3 separate regions of the Mus musculus genome follow, and all the other regions are linked to region 2. The links are chromatin loops, found by intact Hi-C in ENCODE. Cell type or tissue: heart. All regions are shown on one strand. Each heading gives the region's core, and the rest is flanking DNA. Links, peaks and the distances in the headings are about the cores only. Region 1 has its middle 65 kb from the start of Gm32142. Region 2 holds the start of Slc1a4 (solute carrier family 1 (glutamate/neutral amino acid transporter), member 4). Region 3 has its middle 20 kb from the start of Actr2.

Region 1 (10,172 bases), core at 824-8,823, 210 kb before region 2:
AGGCAGTGGCCCGTACAGTGTGTTTGTTTAAAAGTAACAGGGTTCCCAATTGTGTAACGTCTATGAAAATGTGGGAAAGTCTGAAAATCATCTCATTTACTGATTCCACATACCTACCACATACCTGCTGTAGCTACTTCAGCAGCAAATTATTATTACGACTGTTCAAGAGAAAGAGTTTTATTCCTGAATGGAAACAGAAGCAAAGCTTCAGTCCTTGAGGAAGTGGCACCATGGAAGACTCACACATTCTCTTTATTAATTCTGAAGCAGAGAATTATATCCGATTACCATTTGACACATTCAAGATCTAATTTGTACGGTTCACATTAATGAAGAATAGCATTCAACTTAGTGACAGAAAGCTTACAAGTTAGAAAAGGCTATGATTAAGACCTGGACATGTCAGGTAACAGAGGAAGATATCAGATGTGCCTTTTCAGAGTACTTTAGTATAGTCTTCAAAATAAAAACCACTAATAGAAAATAAATTATAAATTTTACTTACTCTCTAAGCACCAAAATAAAGTTAAAAAAAAAAAAAAACCCACCTACCCCCAAGTGCTGGGATTAAAGGTGTGAGCCACTATAGGACAAATAAAATGAAAATTCAGTTCAAAAGTAACAGCAGTCTCTACAGTATCAGACTTAACTGTACATTCAGCTATTTATAAACAACTTGAAAACCCTGTTTAATCACTTGCACATGGTTATTCGCTCCTTTCTATGCCATGTGCTCTGCTAGGCACCAGGCGATGGACTCAGGAATGAAACGCTACTGTTACAAAGCCTTCTGTTTAGCCAGGAGAAAGCCACCAGAGGCAACAATCATGCCATTTTTATAACAATTTTGTAATTGAGGCAGGCACGTGATACTGTGCAAATTTAAATGAAAGAAAGCCAAAAATGGTGCCTCACACTTGAAATCCTAGCACTCAGGAGGCTAAGCATGTTTGACACTAACTAGCCTGGACCAGAGTGAGAGTTTATCTCAAAAAGAAACAAAAGTGACAGAGTGTAGACAACTCAACTCATCCAATGAAGCAAAGCCATTTTTCAAAAACAATGTCGCACTATATAGTCCCTCTAGCCCTTAAATTCTGATCATTTGGCCTCAGCTTCCTGAGTACCAAGGTTACAGGTATATACAGTATGTCTTGCCCAATAACTGAGTTTCCTTCCTTTGTGTGTGTGTGTGCATATTCCTGTGTGCAGGTGAGCATGAACATGTGTGTGCATATATGCAGAAATCAGAGACAACCTCAAGTATCATTGCTTAGGCACTATCTACTTTGTTTTTGAGACAATGCCTCCCACTGGGCTGGAACTTGCCAAGTAGGCTAAGCTGGCTGGCCAGAGAACAGCAGCCTGTTGCTGCTTCTGCAGTACTATGACTGCACGTGTACTCACCAGAACCAGCTTTTTAATGAGAGCTCTGGAGCTGGAGAGATGGCTCAGCAGTTAAGAGCACCGACTGCTCTTCCAGAGGTCCTGAGTTCAATTCCCAGCAACCACATGGTGGCTCATAACCATCTGTAATGGGATCCAATGCCTTCTTCCAGTGTGTCTGAAGACAGCTACAATATACTCGTATACATAAAATAAGGAAATATTAATGTGGGGTCTGGGGATCAAATTCAGGTCCTCATGCTTATAAGTGATTTAACAACTGAGCTATATGTAGCCTTTTTGAAGAGATTTTGAGAAAAAGGCTTATTATGAAGTCCTGGCTGCCATAGAACCTTATATGTAGACCAAGATGGCCTTAAACTTGCAGGAATCCTCCTGTTTCTACCTCTGGATTACTGGTGGCTTACAGGTGTGTGCCACCATATCTGGCTTCTAATAATAGAATTTCTTTAAAGCTTTATATAAACTCTATTTCAAACATCAGGAATATTTATAAAAGTCTTCTTTTATTAACAGCAATGATTATTACCTTCATTAAAAAATATACTACTGAGGCTAAGAATACAGCTCAGTGGTGGAGTACTTACTTTTACATAGGCAAGGTCCTAGATTTGATTTCCTAGTGCAATAAGGAAAACAAAACAAACACACTTCTTTTAAAAAGTCACCTGTATACAAGAAACAAAAAACGAGCTAAACTCGGGAAGATATCCCAAACACTTCAGAACCTCTGCACATATGAGCTTATCTGCTCTCATCATAACAACATGGAGTAGGTGCTGCTACTGTCCTCCTTTTCTAGATGAAATAACTAACGGTAACTTGGTCAAGGACACACAAATGGCAAAAGAAAATACTAAGACTTGAACCTACAGAACCTGATTTGAAAACTCTCTCTTTGCATTTTGTTTTGAGTTTAGTTTGGTTGGTTGGTTGGTTGGTTGGTTTTTGAGCCTCCCTGGCAGACGGGCACCTGATGGGCACTAGCAGCCTGATTCTGGAGGGAGCTGTACTCCTTGTCCTGTGTGTACGGCAAGTGGATGTTTATTAGTATTCCTGTATCTTTGCACGTGCATGTGCACGTACACAGAGAGGTTAGAGGTTGGCATCAAGTATCTGCTGCATTCTTTCTCCATCTTTTATTGAGATAGGGTCTCTTGCTTGAATCCAGTGCTTGCCAATTTGGCTAGTCTAACTAGCTAGTTTGCCCCAACAGTCCTTGTCTCCACTGCCTCACCCCCACCCCACCCCACCGTGCTGACATTACAGGAAGGCTGCCACATTTTTGTGGGTACTGAGAATCTGAGTTCAGAAAATGGACAACCAACTGAGCAATCTCTTCAGCCCCTGTGACTTCACTCTGAAAGTCTATGCAGATACCTGTCTTCCAGCAGTGATGGCGAGCATTCTATTCATCTTTGGGGGAGGGGAGGTCTTTTAAAGAGGAGCCTTTCTGGAGAAACAACTGGAGAAAACCACTACGGTCCAGATTATTTTAAACTTGTCCAAGGTCACAGAGCCAGTGAGGGAAAGATACTGGCAAAATTCAAATTCAGACAGCAGGATGCCCTGTGCTCTGAGGCTTCAGCCTCATGAAAAAAGTCACATGCAAATTTATTAAACAACTCAAAAAGGCTCTGTGTAGGTCTTCCTGAAATATACTGAAAGGTCTTGAAGCTGGTGACAAGTGCTTCTTTAAAGCAACATTTACATATAAGTCACTTTTAAACTTCACCACTTTGGACTGATCATAACCACATTTCTGCTCTTTAAAAAGAAATCTTTCTGTAGCAACTTGGCAGATTTCAGTACAGGAACAGTCTATTCTTTAAAATTAAATTTAGTAACAACTTATTCTGGTTAGTCTGAAAGAGAAGTAGAAAATGAACTACTAAGAGGTCTTTGCTGTACTTTAATATTTCAAAATATGTTTGGTTTGGCCTAATTTAAATCTTGTGGACAACTACTGCAGAACTCCATTTCAAGAGGGTAATAGCGACTTAAAACTAATGAATTCTAAACAGCAACCCTGGAAGCCAACTCGGAGTAACCATTTCTTATCATTCTTTCACCTCAAAATAAATACTAAAGATCCATACAGCAAGACTCTCGTGACACAGGTAGTGGTGGGTATTCGTAGTCCGGAGGCATTTAAGATGGAGAAACCAAATTAAAAACTGAAGAAATTCTGTAGAATAATGTTGCTTAAAGAGTAGTCAAGAACACAAAATTTGTATACCCAAAGAAACAACCTCTAAGCTGTTCTGTGCATAAAGACGAAGACAGAATTCTGCGTTGCAATGCCTCCCTAGAGCAAGAGAAAACCGAAGTGGACATACCATGCTGGAGTCCCTTCTCACCTGCTCTCTTCCAACAGGTTTAGACTTCAGAACCTTTAATACTGAATTCACATTTTTTTTCACAAGAAAACCTATAAAATTGCTTCAAAATAAAAACTAAGCCATTAGGCAACCAGTATTCTCCTCTATCACCATGCACTCAAATTACAAACACCTTTTGCTTTGCCTTTATTGAATGAAAGTTAACTTCGATTTAGAGGAAAATGTGCCCCCATTAGGCATTTTTACACTTTCTGCGGGGCACTCAGTCTATCAGATCACATCGCAGACTATTACTGCTCACTTAGGCATTCAAAAGACAGAGAGCATGCCAGCACCAATTATTTCACAGGCGGCATAATGCCCCGCTGGTGGAAGTCTGGCAATACCTACATGTACAGCAAGACAGGAGAAGGAGGGTGTCAAGGGCGGGGAGGGGGGGTGGAGAGGGGGAGCGAGAGAGGGAAGGAGGGAGTCACCTCCTCATCCACGCCGACCGGGAACCTCCAGCCACAACCTGATCCCTGCCCTGCCCAAAAGTGGCCCGGCCACCACATTTTTTTTTATTTATTTTTTCAGACCACCCCACCCCAAACCCCACTCGGTACTCACCTTCCGCGAAGAAGTGGGCGCCGGGTCCAGCCCCCGGGCGGGTCGTACGGCCGCGGGGAGAGGACGTCGGTCGGCGCGTCCCTAGGTGTGGGACGGGGATCCCGACGAGTGAGAGCGCGGAGGAGCGGGAGGAGGAGCGGGGTGGGGGCTCCCGCTCCTACGGAGCCCGCTGGTCCTCCACCGCTGCCCCGCGGAGGAAAGCCGACCGAGGGATGGACTGACTGTCGGGGAAACGGCGGGGATGGGCGAGACAGGCTAAAGGGGCGATACCGCACACGGACTGGACGGGAGACGGCAAGAAGCGGCTCGGGGTCTAGCCCATGCCGTGGCGGCCTGGGGGCAGAGGCTAGCTGAAGGGAAGTTGCCGAGGCTGGCGAGATGCGGGAAGAGGGCGCACCGGGAGGAATACAGCCAGCCAGCCATGGATAGCGGGGCGCCGAGAGCAGGGGCGGCCGGCGGCGGGGAGCACCGCCCGCTCGGCTCGCTCAAGACATTTAATTGGATTGATAGGTTGTGCAGTGACTCACAGACTTTAAAGAGTCCTAGGGCAGTCCCCGCCCAGCTGGACCGGGAAGGAGCGGCGAGGCGGGCGGGGTAGGGGGCTGGGGAGAGCCGCGAGGGAGGCGGCGGGCGGGGCGGGAGCGCAGCGAGGCTGCCCAGTGGCAGGGCGTACCGCCGTGACGGGCGTGATCATAGACCAATGGCAGTGAGGCTCGCTAGGTGGCTGGCTTCGCCCCTGGCCCAATGAGTCTTCTAAGGACACTGTAGAGCACCGGGCGGGGGAAGTGATGGGGGTGGGGAGAGGTGGGTGGACGTTGAGCAGGAGGAGGAGAAAAGGAGCCGCGGGAGACCCGCGGAGTCACTCTGCCCTCCTCGTTCTAGAAGTGCGCTTTCCGCCAATCCGAGCGCCACCTGGGGGTGATGGACGCCGGCCTGTGGCCAATGAGGAGGAGAGGCTGGCGGTGAGGAGCGGGCGGGCCCGCGCTCTGGCTCCCTCCTCCCGCGCGGTCCTCCAGCCCGCCCGGCCCGAGTCAGTCACGCAAGTAACCGTGTGAGAGCCGGGCCGCGCGGGGCGGGGCGGGGCGGGGCGGGGCGGGGCGGGGCGGGGCGGGGCGGGGCACCGCAGCTGGCGGCGTAACCCTGGACCGGCTGGAGGGGCGCGCGGGCGGGCCCCTTGCGAAACCTGCCAGTGGACCTGCCGGCCAAGCCCACTCTCAGGGCGGACCGATTCGGAGTGGATACGATCCAAACTTGATCCGCGTCCATAGTGTCCACTGCTAAAACAGCCCCTGTGGGCACGTGCTCTGGGATTTCAGGAGCCAAAGACGCAAGGCGTGGCAATCACTTTGGCCCAGGATTTGCCCGTTTTGTGGGGGAAGTCGCCTAGGGTGTAGACAGGTTGAAACAGCTCCTCAGAACACATGTTCTTTTATTGGGTTTCTGGAAAAGGCACTTCTTAAACTGGTGTGAACGACTCTGTTCGGGCTTTGCAGTACGCGTGTATCTTAGCTTTCTCCAAACGTCCCTCTGCACTCTCCCACTCCCTCACCTTGAACCCTAAGGCAGTGCCAGAGTGCACCTACTCAGTACTCATTCCCAGGAGCTATGGCGTGCCTCGATATTTTGGCTGTTGTCCAGTAATCACTTCACAGACTTTAACCCATTGTTATGCATTAGGATTTGAAAGAAATCCCCCCCAAAAAGCAAACACGCTGGCAAAACCCATCTTCTTACCTACAAAATGCATTGTTCGTTTCTGGTGTTGTTAAGACAGAGTCTCGATACTTGATCCTGGCTGTCCTAGTGTTTGCTGTGTAGCGCAGGCTGGCCCTTAAACCTGTTTCATCCCTACTGCCTTGACTTCTTGGCTTCCTGGATTCAGAGGTGTTTTCCTGGGGCTTAAAACAGTTGCATTCATATTCAAATATACTGGAATACCCAACACCCACTTTTGAAATAAGTCAAGTACTGGTGAGACAATGTTGCTTTAGGGTCTTGAAGTGGGTGAGACTCCCCCACCTCCACCCTCATCCCGAGATAACCGAAATCCACAGTGCTCTAAAAATGGGAAAAAGATAAAAATGAAGACAAATGTTTACTCTGGTCACATTGGGGCTTTCCTTAACTGTGCTCACCTTAGGACCCAGACCTTTCTGGAGCTTAATTGTGACACAGCTTGACTCCGTGATTACCTTCTGGTCCAGAATCTACTAATGAAAATGAACTATGCCAGCAACTTCTTGCAACACACATCTCATTTATGCATTTTCTCTTCGTGTGTTGAAACTACACTGGAGCTATACAGGGCAGGGGACCTAGTGTTCTCACTGTCAGCCTAGTGATTCGTACAAGGTGAACAATGTTAGCTGGATCCCTCACTGTGGCAAAAACAAACAAAACACTCCACTACTCCTAATCTGGGTTACTGTACTACATTTTATTTTATGCAGATGAGTGTTTGCTTGTATTTATTATTTATGTGTACTATGTTAGTGCCTGGTGCCCATAAAGGCCAAAAGAAGGCATTGGATCCCCTGGAGTCAAAGAAAGCTGCTCTCACAGCTGTGTGTGTGCTGGGAACCAAACCTGGGTCCTCTGCAAGGGCAGCAAAGTGCTCTTAACTTCAGAGCCATCTCTCCAGAAGCTAGATATATATATATATATATATATATATATATATATATATATATATATATATATATATATATATTCTTCTATGAGGTCATTTTATAGATAGGTAAATGTAGTGAATTATTGTATATACCATAATGGTACTAAGAACAGATTTTGACTCTGAAAGATCTCCAAATAAGGGTTAGCAATCTCGTGGTGGAAGAGCTATGGCTTGCCTCCAATCCTTACCATGTGTCACTTTAGAATTCTGTGCCCTCCTTATTCCAATATTTCTTAAAGTGTGGAAGGCCTGCTAGATTCCTGGGTCTCCCCTCAGGTCTATCGGTTATTTGCTGCTTAAGCAATAGTTCAGGTGATTTGAGTATTGACACACTAACCACTTCATTAGACACCTCTCTTTCTTCCTGTCCTTATTCTTTTTTCCTCTCACATCTATTTCTCTCCTGGCTTCTACTTTATGATCGTTTTGTGATCACTTGCGTATTTGCTGTGCATAAGTCTGAGTAGAAAGTGCTGTGTGCTGCTGTTCTTGGGGAGACAGAAACAAATGTCTGATTACCCAGGGCAAAGCTAAGTATCACAAAGGGCCAACTTACTGAATCAATGAATTTCCTGGGGTTACTTACAGAACATGGACTACTCATTTGCAGTCATGCCACAGAAAGTCCACCCCAATATGGGTGACAACTCACCAAAGCTGAAATACTGGAGCTTTTCCCATGGTTTGCTTGCAGCTCCTTAAATGAAAGAGTCTCTCTCTTCCCCAGACTTTACTGCTTTCATAACCTTGGGGAGGGAGAAGTCTTGTGAATCTGGTGTGTTTCAGGGATTTCTGAGATTTATGAGTTGTTTACTTCCTGTCTTGTTTTTTTTTTTGAGACAGGATTTCTCTGTGTACCCCTGGCTGTCCTGAAACTCACTCTGTAGACCAGGCTGACTTCGAACTCAGAGATCTACTTGCCTCTCAGAATGCATGTGCCATCGCTGCCTGGCTGTTTACTTCCTGTCTTAATAAGCCTCCCTTTAGAACTCCTGGAACTATTAACTTTGTAGAGGTCCCACCTGGCAGTGGAAGGTGTTCGCCACAACACTGCTTATAGAAGCATAGTTAGGGCAAACTTACTGATGCTATTGAGATTCATCTCTAGTTCAAATGAGTTAGCAGGTTTTTATCTCACACACACACACACACACACACACACACACACACACACACACACACACACACACACACACGCCTGAGGGGAGAAGCAGGAATCTAGCAGGCCTTCCACACTTTAAGAAATATTGGAATAAGGAGGGCACAGAATTCTAAAGTGACACATGGTAAAGATTAGAGGCAAGTGTGTGTGTGTGTGTGTGTGTGTGTGTGTGTGTAATGTGTAGTGTGTATGTCTATATCCACCACAGTTTCTGCTGCCATGGACCACCCCTCCATCTCCCAGTGCTCCCTTTGTTAACTTTAAAGACTGAGTGCAGCTAAGCGGCTCCTCTAAGATGGCCTCTTCTGCCCACTCCTGTTTTCAAGTTAGAAACAGTCAAGCAATCCAGGATTTTAAAAAGCTTTATTTCAAGACTAGCCCAAATATGTTTACTTACATGCATGTGTGCACCTCGTAGAAAGCCGCTGGTGCTGATCATGACCACAGTGAGAAGCAACTGATGCAATTGCAATATCCATCATGAGTCAGGAAGCAAGCAGTAGACACGAGGCCTCTTCAAAGTTGGATGGAAGGGGAGAGAAGTAGCTGTGGGAGTCAGGTTAGACAGCAGGTGCTGCTCCCTTTTGATATCAGGACTGACGGACAAGAGAAAGCATCACCAAGGGCTTTGGGGATAGATTCCGGGTGCTGCTTAGCAAAGGCAGGGTGGCGACAAAAGTGTTGCTTAAACTCTCCCCGTGCGCTGTCAGGTTAGGACTGTCTCCTCCACAGGCAAGTTGAAAACAGTCATTTCCCACAAAGGTACACCCCAAATAACCCCTGCTGGCTGTGGATCCTGCTGCTTTAAAAGCTTGCCTCTGCTGAATCCATCCTTAATGGCTTATTACTGGCATACTGAACTCTGACCTTAAGTAATGCTTACAGCTTCGTGGCCCTCAGAAAGTCCTATGTATGCGCAGGCCTAAGCCTAAACTGGGAGTTTGTCAGGAAGGTACATGGTGTGATTGAGCCCAGCTGCCTGTACCCCTTTTCTGGTGGACTGAGAAATTTCAGGCAACCTTACCTGCAGGTTCCCCAAATCTGAAGGCTGGGGTGTTGTAGAGATGAAGGTTTTCAAAAGCAAATTTCTCAGGATTCCCTCTTACAGTCTGCACTGCTCATCACCACTTTCCAACACTGGGACCCTCGCAGTTATAAACATTACCTAGCAGGACCACAGTCTGCTTTCTGCGGTTCCAGGAGCTTATAATGTAGCATTCTATGTCTGCTTAGTCATTACCTAATCTGCTTAGTCACTACCTAATCTGCTTAGTCATTACCTAATCTGCACATGGACCAGAGGATGATTTCTCCATTTCCCTGAGCCCGACCTGAGGAAGGCTTTGGCATTCCCATGGGTCTGAAGCATCCAGGTCCTTGATTTAGCTGTGCTCATATTAATGACAGACATCCACTCAGAACTTCATCTGCTCCCCACCTCTGGGAGATGTGAAAATAAAGTCAGGCTAGGACTTGAACCAACTGTGTAGACTTCCCTTAATCTGTTGCAAATTGGGGGGTGGAGGGGAAGGGGAATCACAAAGAAAAAAAATTACCTATAACTATTTTCTAGAAATAGCTATTAAATATTTGGCCTATGTGTGGTTTTAAAAATATTTAAATTAAATATATCATAAATATATTTTATTCTACTGAATATGACTTTAAAAAAAAAAAGTTGTTTTGTTCCTGAGATAGAATCCTATAGCCCAGGCTGGCCTCTAACTCACTCAAGTAGCTGAGAACACACCCACCCATCTTACTCAGCTTCCAGAAAGTGATTCTTAGCTCCCCTTTGCTTTTGGTTCTTGGGATGGAAACCATGACCATGCTAGCCAAATACTCTCCCGCTAAGCTACATCATTGGCTCTGGAATTTGGTTTGTTGCTGTTGATATTGTTTGGTTTTTGCTTTTGGTTTTTGTTCGCTTGTTTGTTTCTGAGACAGGGATTCTCTGTGTAGCCCTAGCTATGTG
Region 2 (10,111 bases), core at 2,112-10,111:
GATGCTCTTATACCATGTATGTACCATGTATGTATGGGCAGCACTAGCTGGATTTAATGATTATTTTTTTTTAAATGTGAGATTTACTGTGGGACATGTTGGGGGATATACAAAGGAAGTTGTAGGAAATGAGGAGTATATATAATCACATTTCACTGTAGACATGTATGAAATTCTTAGAAATAAAGATTACATTTACTTACTGATTTTATGCATATGGATGTTCTGTGTGCACGTCTGTCTGTGCATCATACTGACAGTGTGAACACGTATGATTGTTCACAAAGGATTGAAGATACTCCAGCCTGAAGGACTGCTGCCTAAGGAGACCTCCTTCCTAGACTGGCCAACTCTTCTGCCTGTGCTGTACAGACACACTGGGGTTCTAGGCTGCTTCACAGCCAGCCCAGCTCCATGACACTGTGCACAGCCCACCTGGTCTCAGCTCTTCTGTGCTTGCTTGTTCTTTCTTCATTCCTTCCGTTTTCTTAGGTCACGTCTCAGTCAAGCAGGGCAAGGTCAGAAGCCAGTGCTCTAACCTGCTGAGTCATCTCTCCAGCCCCAAGCAGGGGAAAATGAGAAGAAAAAGTGGTTGGGTCCTATGGCAGAATCACACAAATATTGATAACATTTGCTTTTCAGGTTGTTTTTAAACAGGCTCTCATAAAGCCTAGGCTGGCCACCTTAGGCTTGCAGTGTAGCTAACGCTAGCCTTGAACTCCTGATTCTCCTGCCTCCATCTCCCAAGTGCTGGGAATACAGGTGTGCAGTACTATACCTGCCTTTCTTCATTTGTAATCTGTCCTTTTCAAATTCTGCAGTCAGGTTGGGGACCATAGGTTGTAGCTGGTTAAAGGTATCCATGCATATCTCTCCCACTAGAGTTTAATCTACTTCAATGAATTATTGTGCCAAAATTCTAATAAGATCTTTGATACTCTCTAATAGAAATTCTCTACTTTTCTACTCTATCTCCCCAAGCTTCTCCCCTTGTAGCCTTGCACTTAGAAAGAAGGACTCAAAGAGAGAGAGAGAGAGAGAGAGAGAGAGAGAGAGAGAGAGAGAGAGAGAGAGAGAGAGAGAAGAGAGACAGACAGACAGACAGACAGACAGACAGACAGACAGACTCGATTAACAGGCTTTGTACAGCTAGTGCTAAATCTTACCTGGGGCTTTACCTTAATTCTGAGTTGTTAACTCACAACCCTTATACATACGTCATAATTAAATAATGGAATGTGGAGGGAGGAAAGGGTCCTTTGCTGAGATTTAGACCCCTCAACTGTTCTAGCCTCAGGAATATGCATCTTAGGTAACCATGGAAACCATCTTCACCACCACTCCCTGTAGGTGGGAGGTAGAGGCAAGGTCTTCCCCCATAGGCCAAGCAAACCTGGCACTCTGAATATCCAGGCTGCCCTCAAACCCTCAGTCCCTTGTCTTAGCCTCCCAAGTCTTGGCTCACAGATCTGAGCCATTATGCCCTACTCCAATTAAAAGGTGTGTAGGGGGGCGGTGGGGGGCAGTTTGTTGGCTCTGTTGTTCTGGATTTTGGCTTGGCTTGTGGTTTTGAGACAGGGTCTCACTCTGTAGAGAAGGCTAGACCAGAACTTACTGTGTAAGTTCAGTTGGCCTTGAACTTAGTATCTAGCCCAGCCTGCTGTTGAACATTCCTCCTGCCTCAGACTCCTGAATGCTGGGATTTCGGGCATGAGCCACTATGCTTAGCTTTAACTCTTCCTCTCTCCCTCTATGGGCCTTGCACAGGGATTTGCTCTCAGTATCTCTTTAAACATCTGACATATCATCAAATGAAATCTCCAACTCAAAGTTTCTCCCCACGAGTCCTAGAAACCAGATTACTTACGTCCCCGCTGGCCAGCTCATCTCTCCAATACTTCTGCTTCACCAGTCTTCTTGAAGAAAAAGAAAATTTCTGCTGACATACTTTAGCTGTTTCCTAAAACTAGGGACAAGTCTTCTGTTTCTGTCTCATCCTGCCTCTTGCTCCATCCTGGCCAAATTCTTAGCCTCTGAATCATGCTTTTAAAAAACAAAAAACAAAACAAAACAAAAAAAACCTGCATATACAAGTGAGATCATGCAGTGTTTGTTTCATTTAATAATGTCCTTCAGGTTCGTATAGATTTAGCTTTTGGAATGGTCTCCTTTATCTATGCATCCACTGATAAACATCTAATTTGGTTCTGTCTCGTGGGTATTGTGCCTAGAAGCACAGATGTCCAGCTGGTGACATGGTTTATTGAGTAAAGGCACCTGCCACTGACAATCCAAGACCCATCCCTGGAATCATCATGATGGAAGGAGAGAACAGACTTTTACAAGTTGTTTGGTATCCACAGAAGCACTCAAAGTGCCCACACACATACTCAATAAATGTAAAATATTAAATTCCGATATCTTTTCAATATGCTGATTTCACTTCCTTTGACCATACCTAGAATCCCTGGATCAAAGAAATGGCTTTTGATTTTTAAGGACCTGCCATGTTGATTTGCATTTTCTGTAACGCTATACTAATCTGAATACCAACAAAGTATAAGGCTCCCTTCTCCACCCACCCTCACCAGCACGTGCTTCTCAGCCCGCTCTTTCTGTAACTGCCATCCTATTCTTTCTCTTTATTCTAGACATTAGTCTAGGCTCCATAACAAGGCTCTCTCTCTCTCTCTCTGAAAGGGATGAGGGGGCTGGAGAGATGGTTCAGCGGTTAAAAGCAGTTACTGTATGACGTGTAAGTCCAGCGTGTGTGTGGTACAGTCAGGAGGATTAGGAATTCAAGGCTATCTGTAGTTACATAGAGAGTTCAACACCAACTCGAAGTTCATGAAACTCTGCTTCAAAACAAACAAGACAAAATTTCAAAAGCCAAAATAAGGAGGTTAGAAAGATGATTCTGTTGGGTAAGAGTTCAGATCCCAGCACTTGCTCAAAAAGTTAAGTGTGGCCAAGCACTTGTATAACCCCGTGCTGTGGTGCAAAAACAAGAGGATCACCAGCCGAGCTCCAGGTTCAGTGAGAGGCCATCTCAAAGGAGTAAGACAGACAATGATAGAGCAGAAAACCCAATGCTCTCCTCTGGTCAGACATAGACACCAGAAAATAAATACCCCAAACCAGTAATTGTTTAACACCTAGATAGAGAAGTATGGAAATAAACAAGGTGCAGTGACATATACCTGCGATCAGAAAGTAGAGGTATTGTGGTAAATAATATTACTTGGGAGTTTCTACTCTGCCTGGATCATTCAGTTCCCAGATAAAAGACACACACCAATATATTTATAAGAAGCCTTTAGGCTCTCTGCTCCTCCCTGTTCCAGAGACAGCCGCATCTTCTTGTGCAGTGCCAGCCTCGTCCCGTAGACAAAATGGTGAAGGTCGGTGTGAACGGATTTGGCCGTATTGGGCGCCTGGTCACCAGGGCTGCCATTTGCAGTGGCAAAGTGGAGATTGTTGCCATCAACGACCCCTTCATTGACCTCAACTACATGGTCTACATGTTCCAGTATGACTCCACTCACGGCAAATTCAACGGCACAGTCAAGGCCGAGAATGGGAAGCTTGTCATCAACGGGAAGCCCATCACCATCTTCCAGGAGCGAGACCCCACTAACATCAAATGGGGTGAGGCCGGTGCTGAGTATGTCGTGGAGTCTACTGGTGTCTTCACCACCATGGAGAAGGCCGGGGCCCACTTGAAGGGTGGAGCCAAAAGGGTCATCATCTCCGCCCCTTCTGCCGATGCCCCCATGTTTGTGATGGGTGTGAACCACGAGAAATATGACAACTCACTCAAGATTGTCAGCAATGCATCCTGCACCACCAACTGCTTAGCCCCCCTGGCCAAGGTCATCCATGACAACTTTGGCATCGTGGAAGGGCTCATGACCACAGTCCATGCCATCACTGCCACCCAGAAGACTGTGGATGGCCCCTCTGGAAAGCTGTGGCGTGATGGCCGTGGGGCTGCCCAGAACATCATCCCTGCATCCACTGGTGCTGCCAAGGCTGTGGGCAAGGTCATCCCAGAGCTGAACGGGAAGCTCACTGGCATGGCCTTCCGTGTTCCTACCCCCAATGTGTCCGTCGTGGATCTGACGTGCCGCCTGGAGAAACCTGCCAAGTATGATGACATCAAGAAGGTGGTGAAGCAGGCATCTGAGGGCCCACTGAAGGGCATCTTGGGCTACACTGAGGACCAGGTTGTCTCCTGCGACTTCAACAGCAACTCCCACTCTTCCACCTTCGATGCCGGGGCTGGCATTGCTCTCAATGACAACTTTGTCAAGCTCATTTCCTGGTATGACAATGAATACGGCTACAGCAACAGGGTGGTGGACCTCATGGCCTACATGGCCTCCAAGGAGTAAGAAACCCTGGACCACCCACCCCAGCAAGGACACTGAGCAAGAGAGGCCCTATCCCAACTCGGCCCCCAACACTGAGCATCTCCCTCACAATTTCCATCCCAGACCCCCATAATAACAGGAGGGGCCTAGGGAGCCCTCCCTACTCTCTTGAATACCATCAATAAAGTTCGCTGCACCCAAAAAAAAAAAAAAAAAAAAAAAGAAGCCTTTAAAGCACTAGAGCTGGGCAGATGTCGCCCCTCTAAGCTATTTTGCCTACTTCCCTATCAATGACCCCGAGATATAACTTGCCACGTTCTGCCTAGGCTGCTCTTACTTGAACTGGCTAGCCTTTATGGCCATGTTTTCATGATTTACCTATCCCCTGGTGTCTCCTCTCTCCACCTTCTTTCCTCCCTCTCATGGTCCTGCCTCAGACCCCAAGCCCAGGAACTGAAACCTCACCTGCCTCTCTTCTGCCCAGCTATAGGCTGTCTGCATCTTTATTGACCAATCAGGGATAACTTGAGGGGCAAGGTTACATAGTATCACGTTGATGTACTGTGAGGATCTTCTAGTCCCCTAGGCAACAAGGGCCAGTATTTAGCATTACAATACATAGCAACAAACCAAATCTCTACATAGAGGCAGGGGAGATTCTGAGTTCAAGGCCTGCTTGGGCCACAAAGGAAGAATTTGTCAAGCACTAGCATGCAGTCAACAGCATGGCTAGTGGAAGTAGAGGAGAGAAAGGACATTTCAACATGAGTCATGGGGCTTAACAACAGATCAGACTAGAGAAAACTTAAACATGAAGGTTCACAGAGGCAGATCATAATGATAGCAGTAACAGGCTGGAGGAGACAATCACAAATCTGATTCGGAATATGCTGAGCTGAGATGCTGCAGAATGTCTGGGTGGAGCTGTAAAGCAGGCAATTGGAAACCCACTTCTGGAACATGACTTCAGTCTTTTGCATAAAAGCAGCAGCTTAGGAAAAAGGAGGCAGAGCTACCTGGAAATGAGGAACATGGGTCTGTAGGAATCATCCATCCTTGCACAGAGAGGTAAACCATGTTCTGGGAAACAAGATAAAAATATGTATAGGTCCTCATCTAATGAACACACCTCCCTCCCACCAATAAGCTCCTATTTCAACAAGCTGTACATGACAGCTAAATGGCTTCATGTAAGGAACTCTTTGCTGTCTCAACAATTGGACGTTTTACACCTCGACAGGACATATTGATTTGCACAGGTTTCTGTTATGGTATACTTCAAAATTACTTTACTTCACATTGTCTTCCTCTTTAACTCAGCTACACCTAACTAGGGCTTTCTTGGAGGTCTGGGGAGGTAGTTCTTTTCAAAAGCAGAATAGGGAAAAATAAATAAATAAATAAATAAATAACACAATAAACGACTGCCAAGGTTTCCCTTTTTATCTGCTGTGGCCCGGGAAGATAGTAAATAAATGGCATTTTTAAAAAATCCATTGAACCATCTTTCAGACTGGCCAAACACTTGACTGAACTGTTGGCGTGCCAAGTCTGGAGACCCGGAAGGGGGTGGTTAAAATCCCGCTTGTGTTTCAGCTTAAGTTACATGGCAGACACGCCACCGAAAGTGGTGGCGTTAGAGCTCTGTTTCTCTGGGAGAGTTTTACGTCTTCAGCCTGCACACACCAGGCTTCTCCCCAGAGTCCAATGGACTCGCCCCAGAGGGCGCTAGTGCACGCAGTGGCTCACCCTTGGCACTGTGCATAGTGCCACCCGGACTCGCTGGTCACCTAAGGGTAAAGCTCTGCTAGAGTCTTGTACGTGCACGCAATGAGACTTTCCCCCATCCACCCACTCCTTTGTCTCTGTACCAGGAAAGCCTACAGAGCCCTTAGAAGAAAGGATTTCCCGCAGGATGGAGGTTGGGTCGTTCCGGACTCCCTAGCGGAGGGCGGGCACCAACCTCCGAGGGCTCCCCTCCTCCACCAGCTGAGGAGAAGAACTGCCGAGGCGTTCCAGACGCTCCCCTCCCTCTCTCCCCGAGGCCTGGACAGTAGGACTGAAAGCTGCCAGGAGACAGGATTGGCCGATGGCCTCACGCCCCGTCGGGAGAGCCCAGCCTGCCTGTCTCTCACTCTCTTTGCTGTGCCTCCCGGAGGGTGGGAGAAGGGCGGGACCTGGGAAACGTCAGGGAGGTGGGGAACGGATATTCAGGGTTCTAATTGGTCGTAACATCGGAGGTGCGCCTACATGGGCGGGGCGAGCTCAAGCCCCGCCCTCCTTCCTAGGCTGCAGCCTCCAGCGTGCCTCCTGCGTTGCATCATCTCCAGCCTGCAGCGGCTCTGAAAGAAGGCTGGGCGCGGCGCGGTCTGCTCTGCCTGGGCTCCAACCCACAACCCACGTCTCTCTTTTATCTTTCTGAAAAGTGTTCCTGTAGGGACTCACAGAGCTCGGAAGCCGCAGCTGGCACAGGCCACTGTCTCCGCCTGATCCATTCATTCGAAACCGGTCTTTTCTCCAAGTTCCTTGAGTGTTACCGCTTAGAGCGGTGGGCAACGACATGGAGAAGAGCGGCGAGACCAACGGCTACCTCGACGGCACCCAGGCAGAGCCTGCGGCCGGGCCCCGAACGCCCGAGACGGCGATGGGCAAATCGCAGCGCTGTGCTAGCTTTTTTCGGCGCCACGCGCTGGTGCTGCTCACCGTGTCGGGAGTGTTGGTGGGTGCCGGCATGGGCGCGGCGCTGAGGGGGCTGCAGCTCACCCGCACCCAGATCACTTACCTGGCCTTCCCGGGCGAGATGCTGCTCCGCATGCTGCGCATGATCATCCTGCCGCTGGTGGTTTGCAGCCTGGTGTCGGGAGCCGCCTCCCTGGATGCCAGCTCCCTCGGGCGTCTGGGTGGCATCGCTGTTGCTTACTTCGGCCTCACCACGCTGAGCGCCTCGGCTCTCGCCGTTGCTCTGGCGTTCATCATCAAGCCAGGGGCGGGCGCGCAGACCCTCCAGTCCAGCAGCCTGGGGCTGGAGAACTCAGGGCCTCCTCCGGTCTCCAAAGAGACAGTGGACTCTTTCCTCGATTTACTCAGGTACTGCTCTCCACCCCGCCAAAGGCACGGCGGGAGACGCCACGTGCACTCATATCACCTAGAGTTAATTCAGTTACTGTTGGCCCTTAACACTAAATTTCATATTTACGTCTGGGCTACGTGCTGGCCACACCTTTAAAGACTGGAGGCCACAGCTTTTTGCTGGAACCGATTTTCCGTTAGGTGGGATGTTAAGTGTATACCTTCTCAGTTGTGCTTTACTCCTTACACTGGGCTCTCTCAGTTTTGTTTGTTTGTTTTGTTTCGTTTTTTTAATTGTTCCTGTTTTCTCCCCTACATCACCCCAAAGCTTCCAGGACATTGAGTGACTTTCACCAGAGGAGCTATCCAGCTTGTAGTCTGAGGTTTTCTCTGATTCAGCCTTTGGTCTGGAAGGAAGTTGGCAATTTTCAGCAGAATTATGGATGTGTCCAAGAATAATAAAACTGGAGTTAGTTATGTGGAGCCCGTTGCCCAGCTACGTGACTGCCTCTCAGGCTTAGGACAGGTTGTGGACGTTCTTGGTCAGGATCATGGGGCCTAGCGTTATTTCTTTGTAGAAAGCGGGGAGATCCAGAGAGTTGAGATACACACACCTTTCTTTGCTTGTTTTTTTTTTTTTTTTTTTTTTTTTTTTCTCCACTCAGGAGTTGTATTTCATCCCCTGGGATGATAGAGTGTAGTTTTCAAAGCTTCACCTCTCCATTTGAACTAATCCAAAGTTCACAGATGGGAAAACATTAGTCTGCAGGCGTTTACTAATGTAACCAGGTTCGTCTGAACGAGGAGTCCAGCTGGCTTGCCTTCCAGCTTTCTGAGCCTTAGTGGTATATTTTGTCTTGAGTCATTGGGCAAAGCTCCTCATTGCTGAGGTGGTGAAAACCAGAGAACTCTGGGCAAGTGACTTGTCTTTCTCCTGTCTCCATTTCTTCATGTGGAAAATGTGACAGCTGTCTTGCCACTTCAAGAGTTTGTTCATCTAAAACAAAACAAAAAACCGAGACATGGTATTGGACGGGGGGTGGGGGTGGGGGGGTGGGGGGGTGGGGGAATCTGCTGAAAAAGACCAAAAGTTCCTGCAAACAGAGCAAGTGGAGGTAGCCTACGGGAACTTCGATGGAACTGTAGGCTTTGGCGCCTGCCAGGTGGCCTGGTAGTCCAAGAGTCTTAAGGTTTGAGACATAACTGTAGATGTGTTCAGAGATAGAGAACTCTACTGAAGCCCAGAGTAGCTTTGGTTTGTTCTGTCCTCAGGGAGAGAAATATGGGGTTTCAGGGTTCTTTTTGTAGAGCCATCTGTGGCCCAAATGGGAGTATGATGTTCATCTGTGCCTCTCTATGGTAACACAGGAGCCTTAATGGTGTTCTTCCATCATTGAAAAAGGAACTGACCAGTAATTGGGGGTAGGAGGAGTGAGAACCACTTTATGGCCATCACCCCAAGAAAGGACTTACAACTTACTGTTTTATGGCCGTGGTTTTAGACCCAAGCCCTTCTAGCTCCTGCTTTTAAAGTGAATGGTGACCCAGTGTCATGTCTCAAGAATCAGTATAGGTGTCATTTCTCAGAGACTAGGGCAACCCTTGTTGCATCTCCCCAGAAGAGCTTTCCCTGGCCTGTTAGGATGGGGTAGTATTTTCTAATGCTTCTACTAGCTAGCTGCACTTGACCTAGAAGTTCGTGATAAGGGCAGGGCAAGTCGTGCAATCCTGCTTCCAACCCAGGAAATGTAGGCAAAGATTAGGGCTGAGCGTGTTTGGGACACTTACTTAGGAGGCAGGGTTTGAGTCCAGCCTGAGCTACTAGTGAAATCTTAACCAAGGGCGGGGTTTACGCTTTAATGGTAGAGTGATTTTATGGCCCTAAGTTTGACTCTCATGGGGCAGGGTGGACTAGGAGATCCATAGGTCTTCTGCTCCATGGTTTACGGTTTGCTCATTCTCCAAGACAAAATGTATAGTAATGGCAGTATATCCTGGTCTAATGTCACTGTCTCAGAAATGTTTGCCGAGAGCCAAAAGGAGAACCAAGAAGAGGAACTACCATAAGCCAGGTCGGTGCCCTTTCACTCGAGCTGGGCATTTGGATGAAGCACTTAAGTGAAGGAAAGTATGCCTGTACTGCTCAGAGTAGCTTATGACAGGAAACACGCCCAAGCCTCCTGGAAATGCTACCTGGATCAAGGGGATCTCTGGGTCAATTGTCTTTCTTTTGTTTTTTGTTTTTCTTAAATGAGATTCTGTCAGGTAGTGGTGGTGCATGCCTTTAATCCCAGCACTTGAGAGGCAGAGGCAGGCGGATTTCTGAGTTCAAGGCCAGCCTGATCTACAGAGTGAATTTCAGGACAGCGAGGGCTACACAGAGAAACCCTGTCTCAAACCCCTTTCCTCACCACCATCCCCCTCCCCCCCCCCCAAAAAAAATGAGATTTCACATTCTGGCCCTGGCTGCCCTGGATCTAGCTCAGGCTGGCCTTAAGCTTAAAAACATACATATACACAATATCATGATGAACACCAGCTGTGCAAGCCTACCATCCCCCAGGCCTTCCTCAGCTCCCATCCTTATAGGGGGTACCGAGATCTGAAAGGAGAACCCTTTGTTAACTAGCTCTGAGACAATAAACACCGGGGCTGATAAATACTTAGCA
Region 3 (10,172 bases), core at 1,493-9,492, 200 kb after region 2:
GGAATGGAGGCAGCTGGTCTTGCTGCACCCACACTCAGGAAGCATCAAGGCAGGACTGATGGGGTTCATCTTTGTTGCAAGATTTTCCCTGTCCAATTTCATTAGTGTAGAGGAGGCCTGTGATTGGACAGGCAAAAGGGAGGCAGAGCTAAGTGATGCAGAGACAGCATATCAGGAGAGAGGAGGGGAGAGGGAGAATGGAGGCAGATGTGAACCAGCGTGGCTTGAACCAGCCACGGGTAGTTATGATATCATAATGTTAGAATAATTGGGATAAAGCTTTTATCATTATCAATTGACTCTGATACATAAATCTGATTGGTTAACTGTAAGCTTTAAGAGTTTTTATTTTACCGGGTTGCTGGAAGTTGTGATATCTAACCACAAGGCTGACAGTTCAATTTGGTTACTGGGATATGGGACAGAGTCAGCGGGACCCCATGGGGCACAGTGTTGTGGCCAGCCAGTGCTAGCACTAGAGTGGGAATGTGCCTGCTCTTTTTATTTTTATTTTTTTTAAAGATGTATTTATTTATTATATGAAAGTACACTGTAGCTGTTTTCAGACAGACACCCTAGAAGAGGACATCAGATCTCATTACAGATGGTTGTGAGCCAACATGTGGTTGCTGGGATTTGAACTCAGGATCTTTAGAAGAACAGTCAGTGCTCTTAACCACTGAGCTATCTCTCCAGCCCCGTCTGCTCTTTTTAAATATTTACCGCAACACCTTTTTCTCTATTCTGTTTCCATCCAGGACCCCAAGCTCATGAAGCAGTGCCACCTACATTCAGAGAAGGTCTTCCTGCCTCAACTCATTCTAGAACCTTCCTCACAGACATTCCCTGGGCTTTGTCTTTGGGTGATTCTGGATCCAGTCACGTTAATAGTCAATATTAACCACTACAGTGTATAAAATAAAATGTGTTTAAAAGCATAATCACAACATGTTGTTTTTCTTTTTTAAATGTTACTGCATTTGTTCACTTAGTGCATGTGTGCATGTGTGCAGAGGTCACAGGATGACGTGGAAGAGCTAGTCCTGTAGCCTGAAGATCCTAGTGATGGACTCAGGTCAGCAGGCTTTCAGGCTTGAACCATGTCACTGCCCCTTATTAGTACTGTTGCCAAAGTCAGCCATCCACTCATTGAAAGTAGTAGCTTGGCTGTTTCTGGGCTACAACTGGGAGGCTTGGCTTCATTGCATTGGATCCTTGTGCATTAGAGAGGAAACCATTCTGTTCCATGCAGACACTAGTTAACTGGACTTCGTAAAGTAAGTAGACTAGGGATGGAAAGGTGGTCCAGTGGTTAAGGGCTGTTAGACAGCTCCACAGCAATTGTAACTCCAGTTCCAGGGGATCCGTCACCTCTTCTTGCCTTCATAGAGACTACATGCTTGTGGTCAGACATACAGGCAGGAAAAACATCATACATACAACCTAAAATAAGTGTAACAAAATAGAGTTCTCCTTTTGTACTTCTAACACGTTTCCCGCAGATTCGTAATCTGATGTATACAGTAAAATAATAACACGATCCTACAGGTGCAGCCACTAACGAATGTTAAAGAATGACAGCAAAGACAGAGAAGCCACACCACACAGAGTAAAACCAAGGGTTTTAGTTTGTTCTAACCAACTGTGACCCGTTAATCATTTACATTAGTGACCCAGGGCAACCATTCAAATCTGCACTCCTGTGTTTAAGAAGTTTCATTCCTGTATATTTATTGACTAACTGCAGGATAGAGAGACATCACAGCATATGTTCTAAAGGGATAAGCAAATTGAATGGCCTGGCCTGGCCTTGACTTCTCTCTCCAGGGCTTATTTTTAAGTCATCACTTCATCCTGCAGTAGAGGTTTTCAAGTGACATCGATTTATTTTTATTCTAATAAGGACTGTCATAAAGACAATTGAGCTACCTACTCTCTACTCTCCAGTGCTACCCTGTGGGAGTGGATATTAGCACACAGCTTGATGCCAACTACTTCAGGGCAGTTCACAGTCACTGCCATAGCTACCGAATGCAGCCCACCCAGAACAGAGGGGACCTGAGGACAAAGGTTTTTATCAATTTGGGAATCTGTTTTCAATTTTGTTGTTGTTGTTGTTGTTGTTGTTTGGGATAGAATCTTTCTATATAACCCTGATTGGCCCAGCAACTGCCGTGAAGTTTTAAGGATATAGCTTTAGAGTATTTAAAGACGTGCAAGTGTATATAAATGTGCACACACATATCTTTGAAATCTTGTATGTAGTATTAGTTAATATAATATTAGTCTCACATTTTAGAGGTAGAAAGGGTAAAGTTGAGAAATGAAGTGCCTTGCACAGGGTCACACACTGAGTCAGCTACCAGAGTTGGTTTCTGGTCCTGAACGCCTGCAGCCAGAGCCAGAGCTGCATCAGTGGACCCGCTGCAAGTTTGAGAAGGCACAGAACATGGACATATCCTAGTGAGAGATGCAATGAGAAGGTCAGAGATTCAGGCTGCAGTCCGTTCGGTCCATTCAGTTCACTGGATTTTTAATTTTTTTAGTATTTTTAAAAAAGATTTATTTTATGTATATGAGTACACTGTCACTCTCTTGGACACACCAGAAGAGGGCATCAGATCCCATTATAGATGGTTGTGAGCCACCATGTGGTTGGTGGGAGTTGAACTCAGGAACTCTGTAAGAGCAGTCGGTGCATTTAACCACTGAACCATCTCTCTAGCCCCCATTTGATTTTTTTTTTAAACTAAAGTAACAGAAAGTGCCACTCACTCGAGTGAAGTCTGCTTGACAGGCTGCGAAGCCTAGAAGCACTCATGAGGCAGAGTTTCACAGAAACTCACCTCCTGGAGTTTTGGTGTTCTCATTAACCTGTATACTCATACCCTATCCCCGCATTAGTCTGCTGTATGGATCCACATGCTCTCTTTTAGTATTATCTTATTATAAGTGCCTTTTAAGATTGAATTCTGACATAGCCAGAGCCTTCGCCAGTGTTCCAAGGTTCCAGAAGCCGTTGATCTTGGAATCTGGTAGGAATGCAATTAGGAAGTTACCCATTCAGTAGCTAATTAAGCATTACAAGAGATGGAGCCAAAGCATCTCAAAGCTGGTCTACAGAGTGTTTACCATGAAAGCCAGGGAATCCCACTGAAATAGAAATCTTCAGTACAGGCTACATTACATATTGGAAGCAAGTTGGTGAATTCTTCTGACAAATGGAGATTCTCCAGATACTTAAAAGTTACACTCATATAAGAATTTAGCAAGGCCTAGGAAATAGAGGGGTTGTGGTATTGCATTATTCATGAGGTCTGCTAAGAGCAGAACCCCCTGGTGCTAGCCTTCACAAGGTTCAAAGGTATAGCACTAGAGTGTGAAATCCTTACCTGTCATTAAGTTGACCCTAGGCAGGACTGCTTTATCTTTACTGTAAACATTTACCTGGTTCCTGTAAATCTTTTTGAAGTCATTCCTTTGTTTTGTGTCAGGCAACTTCAATGTACTTTGCCTGCTGTGACTTCCTACCCCTTTTATTTTCTGTACTATATAAGACTGGTGTTCACTTTGTGACAATACATTCAGATTCTACACAATCTCGTGTGTTGGTCTGTCTGTCACCCGCCAACTCCTTGCCCATCTGCACCCAGAGACCCGTTCCGCGCAGACAAAGGGACCCAGAGGGTCTGCGGCAAGAAAGACCATCCACCTCTTGCCTTGATGGGATCAAGGTCTATATTTAAGAGGCTAGCTCAAACATGAGCATCTACTCCAAATCTAGCAAATGCTTGGTCCTACTTGCTTAAAAGAAGAATGAATAATCAGATACAGTCTCAGCTGGTGTTAATTAAAATGCACAGTCTCAAGTAGGAGACACATATTAAATAAGCAAGTAGGCAGATGTGGGTAATGCTTTAAATTATACATGGAAGGAAAGAAGTCCTGTTAGGGAAGGGGGTAGTGTGCATAGACTTAGAGCAGTGGCTCTCAACCTGTAGGTCACGACCTCTTTGGTAAACCTCTATCTCCAAAAATAATTACATTGTAACTCATAACAGTAGAAATATTACAGTTATGAAAGTAGCAATGATACAATTTTATGGTTGGGAATGACTTACTGGAGGAGGGCACAGTCAAAAGAATGGAGTGTTAGGTGTGGGCATGCTTATTACCACAGCACCTGGGAGACAGAGGTCAGAGGATCAGGAGTTCAAGGTCATTCGTGGCTACAAGGCAAGTTCAAGGCCAGCACTGGCTACCTGATACCCTGCCTCAACAACAGTATAGAATGGAGACAGGTGAGATCCTAGCCAACAACTAGATTACTTAGAGCCTTAGGGGCTCTGCAGTGGGCTTTGAACTTCATCCCAAGGACAGTAAGGACAGTAGGAAATTATTAACAGAGTACAAGTGACACCTGGTCTGGAAAAGGGTTCAAGGACGGCCCTTGCAAAAGTAATTTCATGAAGGACACATTGGTTTCTGGGCTGCATTAGGAGACAGCAGTGGCCGGGCATGGTGGCGCACGCCTTTAATCCCAGCACTTGGGAGGCAGAGGCAGGCAGATTTCCGAGTTCCAGGCCAGTCTGGTCTACAAAGTGAGTTCCAGGACAGCCAGAGCTACACAGAGAAACCCTGTCTCGAAAAAAAAAAAAAAAAAAAAAGAGCCTGGCAGGGCAGAGAGGGCAGCATGTTCTAGGCGGAAGGAGGGACTGGAAGGTGAAAGCAATGTGATGGAGGGGTACTGTGTCATGGGAGGTGGAAGACAGTAGAGAAGGTTTTATTTTATGTTGTGACCATCAAAGTGAACAGTTATGACAGGGCAGAGGGCAATGGTCCTCACATGGGGAGAGTAGCGACTGGGACCCTACACATGGATTGAAAGCATTTTGCCCTTTGACTCTGCCACCTTAACCTGGAAGGACGCCCTGTGGTTCAAGTACTGTGGTTGGTCACTTCGCATTTGCAGAAGCAGATGGAAACCGAAAGTCTGGATTCCCCCAAGTCTCCACTTTCAGGTGCTGTCCAGCCCTGCCCTCTGCTGGTAAATTCTGGTAGACACCCAAGAAACTAAGCTGCCCGGCTCATGTTCTCACTTTCTTAGTGAAATGATTATAATACGTGATTATGTAACAAAATATAGAAACTTTTGCCGGGCGTGGTGGCTTGCGCCTTTAATCCCAGCACTCGGGAGGCAGAGGCAGGCAGATTTCTGGGTTCGAGGTCAGCCTGGTCTATAGAGTGAGTTCCAGGATAGCCAGGGCTGCACAGAGAAACCCTGTCTCGGAAAAAAAAAAAAAAAAATTGAAGCTTTAACTAGCTCTCTAAATGACACTTTGGAAAGGTATAAACATTACAAGTTATAAACAAATTCATCCAGATTAAAATACAGGATGTTCCAGCAGCCTTGAGAGTTCTCCCTTACTTCCCTGCTTACTCACTGTTCTGACTACTGTTTGGATTTGTTTGAGACAAGTTCTTTCTTTCTCTCTCTTTCTTTCTTTCTTTCTTTCTTTCTTTCTTTCTTTCTTTCTTTCTTTCTTTCTTTCTTTCTTTCTTTCTTTCTTTCTTTCTTTCTTATATACACTGTAGCTGTCTTCAGACACTCCAGAAGAGGGCATCAGATCTCATTACGGATGGTTGCGAGCCACCATGTGGTTGCTGGGATTTGAACTCAGGACCTTTGGAAGAGCAGTCCGTGCTCCTAACCGCTGAGCCATCTCACCAGCCCGAGACAAATTCCCGATGAGTATCCCCAGGTTGGCCTTGCGTTCATTAACCAGCCCAGGCTGACCTTGACCTGAACTCTTGCGTCTCAGCCTCTCGATCACTGGAATTAGAGGAGCATGTCACCACAGCATGTCACCACAGCCAGCTGCCACCATCCTGACTTTTAACAGCAGAGATGAGCTTACCCTGTTCTTGACCAGCATATCAAGGAAGTCAACACTATGTGCTCTTGTATTATACCTTTTTGACTTAACATATACCTGTACCATTTCCCAAATTGTATATTATAATAAATTCCTTTAAAATCTTCCAGCTTTTTGTTTGTTTGTTTAAGATTTACACGATGTATAAATGGATGCCTTTGGAGGCCAAAGAACTTAGATCCCAGGAGTTGGAGTTACAAGCCATTGTAGGTATCATGTTTTATAAAACACAGTATAATGTGGCTGGAGAGAGCACCTTAGCAGACCTGGCTATGGTGTCACCATGAACAACCAAGCCATGTGACAGACCTAGCATGAAGAGCAGTTATTGGTGGGAAGGGGAGGAGACCTAGAAAAGAGATAGAGGCAGAGGAAGGAGGGGGACAGAGAAGGACTGAAAGAGAGAGGAAGAGACTGGCCAGGAACACATGGGAAAGAGAGGAGAGAGAGACACACACACACACAAAGAGACAGACACACAGACCAAGCAGACCTTCTTTTCACCAGGTTGGCTCACACCTGTCAGGCGGCTATGCAAGCCGACGCTAGGTAGCTGTTGGCAGAGCCTAGGGGAATTGCCATCAGTAGGTGTCCCAACACAAGTCCTCAGGACCAAACTCTGTTTCTCTACAAGAGCAACAATCTCTCTCAGCTACCTCTTAGCCCAGCAGTCTATACTTTAAAACAGGAATTCTTGCAAAGGACCCGAGTCTGGTTCTCAGCAACCCACACTGAGTAGGGCACACACCTGCCTGGTACTCCAGCTCCGGGGACTCCAAACCATCTTTTGACCTCTACGGGTACCCATATGCCTGTGCACACACACAGATGCACATAAGTAAAAAAGACATTTTTTTTTTTAAGACAGGGTTTCTCTGTATAGCCCTGGCTATCCTGGAACTCACTTTGTAGACCATGCTGGCCTCGAACTCAGAAATCTGCCTGCCTCTGCCTCCCTGGTGCTGGGATTAAAGGCGTGTGCCACCACGCCCAGCAAGACATACTTTTTAAAGTAATTCTATTTTAAAATGCACCAGCACTGTGAGACATGGTGGCTCATACCTATAATTCCATCATTTGAGAGGCTAAGGCAGGAGGATTCCCAAATGTTGAAGGACAGCCTGAGTTACATAGCGAGTTTCTAGCCAAGCTGAACTACAAAAAGGAAAAAAAAAATCAAGTGATTTTATTTTCTCTGTAGCTGATGGGAATTTGAATTATTTCAAGTCCATGACTGTGAGGAGGCACAGTAAAAAAAACCACTGAAATAGACACCCTGCGGGCGATGGTTTGTGTATGCTTGGCCCAGGGAGTGGCAATATTAGGAAATGTAGCCTTGTTGGACTAGGTGTGTCACTGTAGGTGTGGCCTTTAAGACCCTTGTCCTAGCTACCTGGAAGCCAGTCTTTTCCTAGCAGCCTCCAGATGAACACGTAGAACTCTCAGCTCTTCCTGTACCATGCCTTCCTGGACCCTGCCATGCTCCCACCTTGATGATAATGGAGTGAACCTCTGAACCTGTTAGCCAGACCCAATTAAATGTTGTCCTTATAAGAGTTGCCTTAGCCAGATGGTGGTGGAGCACGCCTTTAATCCCAGCACTTGGGAGGCAGAGGCAGGTGGATTTCTGAGTTTGAGGCCAGCCTGGTCTACAAAGTGAGTTCCAGGATAGCCAGGACTATACAGAGAGACCCTGTCTTGAAAAACCAAAAATAAATAAATAAATAAATAAATAAAAAAGAAAAAGAAAATTTAAAAAAGTTGCCTTGGTCAGGGTGTGTGTTCACAGCAGTAAAACCCTAACTAAGACAGAAGTTGGTACCAGGTTCTGGGGTATTGCTGTGGTAAGCCTGATCATGCTTTTGTTTGGAAGAATGAGGATTTGGGGAGTTTGGATTTGGAAAGCTATGAAATACTTTAAGTGGGGCTTAGTGAGCCATCCTAATAGTGTGGTTAAGGAGGTTTCTGTTGTGAATAAGAGAGAGAAGATATCCAGAGGCATCTGGAAGAGTCCAGAGCACAGAGAAAGAAGTAGAATGGACATGATCAGTGTTAGCTGCAAAGAAGTGAGAAACCGTAGAACAGTGAATAGCAAGAGACAGTAGGGGATGGCTGCAGCCGGGGAAACCTTGTCATTATATAGAAAACAAAACTGTATCTGGAAGGCGGGAACCCTGGGAAGGTGAAAGAGGCTAGGATGCTACTAACATGTAGGTTTCCAGATGTATAACAAGTCCTTGTGTGTAGGGACTGAAGGAGCCTGGAGAACAACCAGCTTTGATACGTAACCTCAGGTGTGTGCCAATGTGTTAGTGTTCAATTGCTGTGAGCAGACACCATGACCATGGCAACTTTTATAAAGGAAAATATTTAACTGGGGCTGGCTTACAGGTTCACTGTTATTAGGGTGGAAAGCATGGTAGCATGCAGGCAGACGTGTTACTGGAGAAGTAGCTGAGAGTTCTACATCTGGATCTGTAGGCAGCAGGAAGAGATAGACTGGACTAGGATTCATCTTTTGGAACCTCAAAGCCCAGCTCCAGTGACACACTTCTTCCAACAAGGCCATACCTACCCTGACAAGGCCACACCTACCCCAACAAGGCCACACCCCTTAATCCTTTCAAATAATGCCACCCCTAAGCATTTAAGTCTGTGAGTCTATGGGGGCCATTCTTATTTAAACCACTGCAAGAACCAAGTATCTTGTGCAGGGGCAAGGAAAACAATTCCTTTTGGGGATGGGCCACCTATTTCAAAAGTTCATAAGGAATGCTGGCTGTTATCTAACTACCAGAAATCCTTCTATAATCCAACATGAGTTCATTTCTGAATATATAGAGTGCCTGAGACCTACTGTAAGGTAGAAAATTTAAGTTTGGCCCCTTAGACCACGTTGGAGCCAAGAAAGAAAAATAGTTGGTCCCTGAAACAGACTGTTCCGAGAACTGGCTGACCACAGAACAGGTAATTACACAAGCCGGTTCAGTGACCCTGTCCCAGGAACTAGCCCACCACAAAAGTTAGATTAAAATTTTGAGAACAATCTTGAGAAGCAGGGAGTCTCCACTTGTGATTTTTAGTACCCCCTTGTGATTTTTCACTGATATTCTCGGTATTTTCCAATAACGCCCTCCCTAACCCCTTGGGTTGTGGTTTTTTTCCTTTAAATACCCCCTCTCCAGCTACTCAGTGTCCACACGGTCCTCTACCCCTGTGTGGTGTAAGACTGTGGGCTCCAGAGTGTGCCTGGAATAAAAGTCCTCTTGAGGTTTGCATCAAGACTGTTTCTTGTGAGTGATTTGGGGTGTCGCCTCTCCTGAGTCAGAACGTGGGGGAGTCCTCATGTGGGTCTTTCACTACCAATGGCTTTTAGACAATAGGCTGGCTAGTTTTTTAATGCCAGCTTGACACAAGCTAGAGTCATTTTGGAAACGGGAATCTTAACTGAAAAAAAATGCTTGGCCTGTAGGTAAGTCTACACAGCATTTTCTTGATTAATGATGATGGGGGAGGGCCCAGTCCACTATGGGAGTTACCTATCATCCCAGGGCTGGTGGTTCTGTTGTGTGCGATGGTGGTGGTGGTGGTGGTATAAAATTGTTTGATTGAGAATCTATATGTAAACACTGAAGGCTCTGTTTCCCAACTGGTTCTTGATCAATCAGTAAAGATGCTAGCAGCCAATGAGCTGGGCAGAATAGGCAGAACTTCCAGTTTTCCTGCAGGCAGGCTAACAGATGCAGGAGAGGAGAAAAGCCTCACTATGCTTGGGAGGGAGAAAGAGCATCAGCCAAGTGAGATCTCAGGTGGAGTGGCCATTGGCTGCTTCCCCAGTTGGGCCTGGGGTAGCAGGCAGGATATTAGAAACATAACTAAGCTGAGGGCAGATTTAGGGGTCTGAGCTGGGAGTGAACAGAAGAGTGCGATAGCCAAGGAAGGCTTAGAAGAGTCCGGCCATGAGCTAAAGTATATCAAAGATGAGCTAGTGTGTCTTTCATCTTCAGATCTGAGGAAACCTAGGTGGGGTTGATAGTGTGGTCTGCCCAGAACTAAAAATGGGGTAACAAAAACTAAACGCTACAGTCCTGAGTTGTATAAGAAAGCAGGCCGAGCAAGGCATGGTGAGCAGTGTCAATAACCAGCACCCCTCCACGGCCTCAGTTCCTACCTCCAGGTTCCTGAGTTCCTGCACTAACTTCCCTCAGAGATGGACTGTCTGCTGAATAGAAGTGT

Evidence for each region. Hi-C counts contacts between places; a loop is a spot of excess contacts. Peaks named below come from ENCODE experiments on the same cell type or tissue, not always from the same donor. Only the 100,000 strongest peaks of a DNase experiment are listed, where the experiment ranks them.
Region 1: it touches region 2 in a loop (4-fold over the local background); 2 of 42 quality-filtered maps call a loop at or near these places.
Region 3: a loop joins it to region 2, with 5 times the contacts of the local background. A loop is called at or near these places in 7 of 42 quality-filtered maps.

The regions. Positions count from the first base shown.
Region 1 is chr11:20,537,950-20,548,121 of GRCm38, reverse strand. It overlaps a transcript of Sertad2 not described here. Among named protein-coding and RNA genes, the nearest start is that of Gm32142, 65 kb to the right of the region's middle. In heart, for the core only: a CTCF peak has its summit at 5,293 (motif pointing left); DNase peaks (open chromatin) are centred at 5,151 and 5,251; H3K4me3 peaks cover 2,850 bases; H3K27ac peaks cover 2,332 bases.
Region 2 is chr11:20,329,295-20,339,405 of GRCm38, reverse strand. Slc1a4 (solute carrier family 1 (glutamate/neutral amino acid transporter), member 4) reads left to right here and starts at 6,693. Exons shown (of 8, transcript NM_018861.3): 1 at 6,693-7,460. The coding sequence starts at 6,934. It also overlaps the pseudogene Gm12033. In heart, for the core only: a CTCF peak has its summit at 6,105; a DNase peak (open chromatin) is centred at 6,505; H3K4me3 peaks cover 2,925 bases; H3K27ac peaks cover 2,045 bases; H3K27me3 peaks cover 840 bases.
Region 3 is chr11:20,127,984-20,138,155 of GRCm38, reverse strand. No RefSeq gene overlaps it. Among named protein-coding and RNA genes, the nearest start is that of Actr2, 20 kb to the right of the region's middle. In heart, for the core only: a CTCF peak has its summit at 5,038 (motif pointing left); a DNase peak (open chromatin) is centred at 5,025.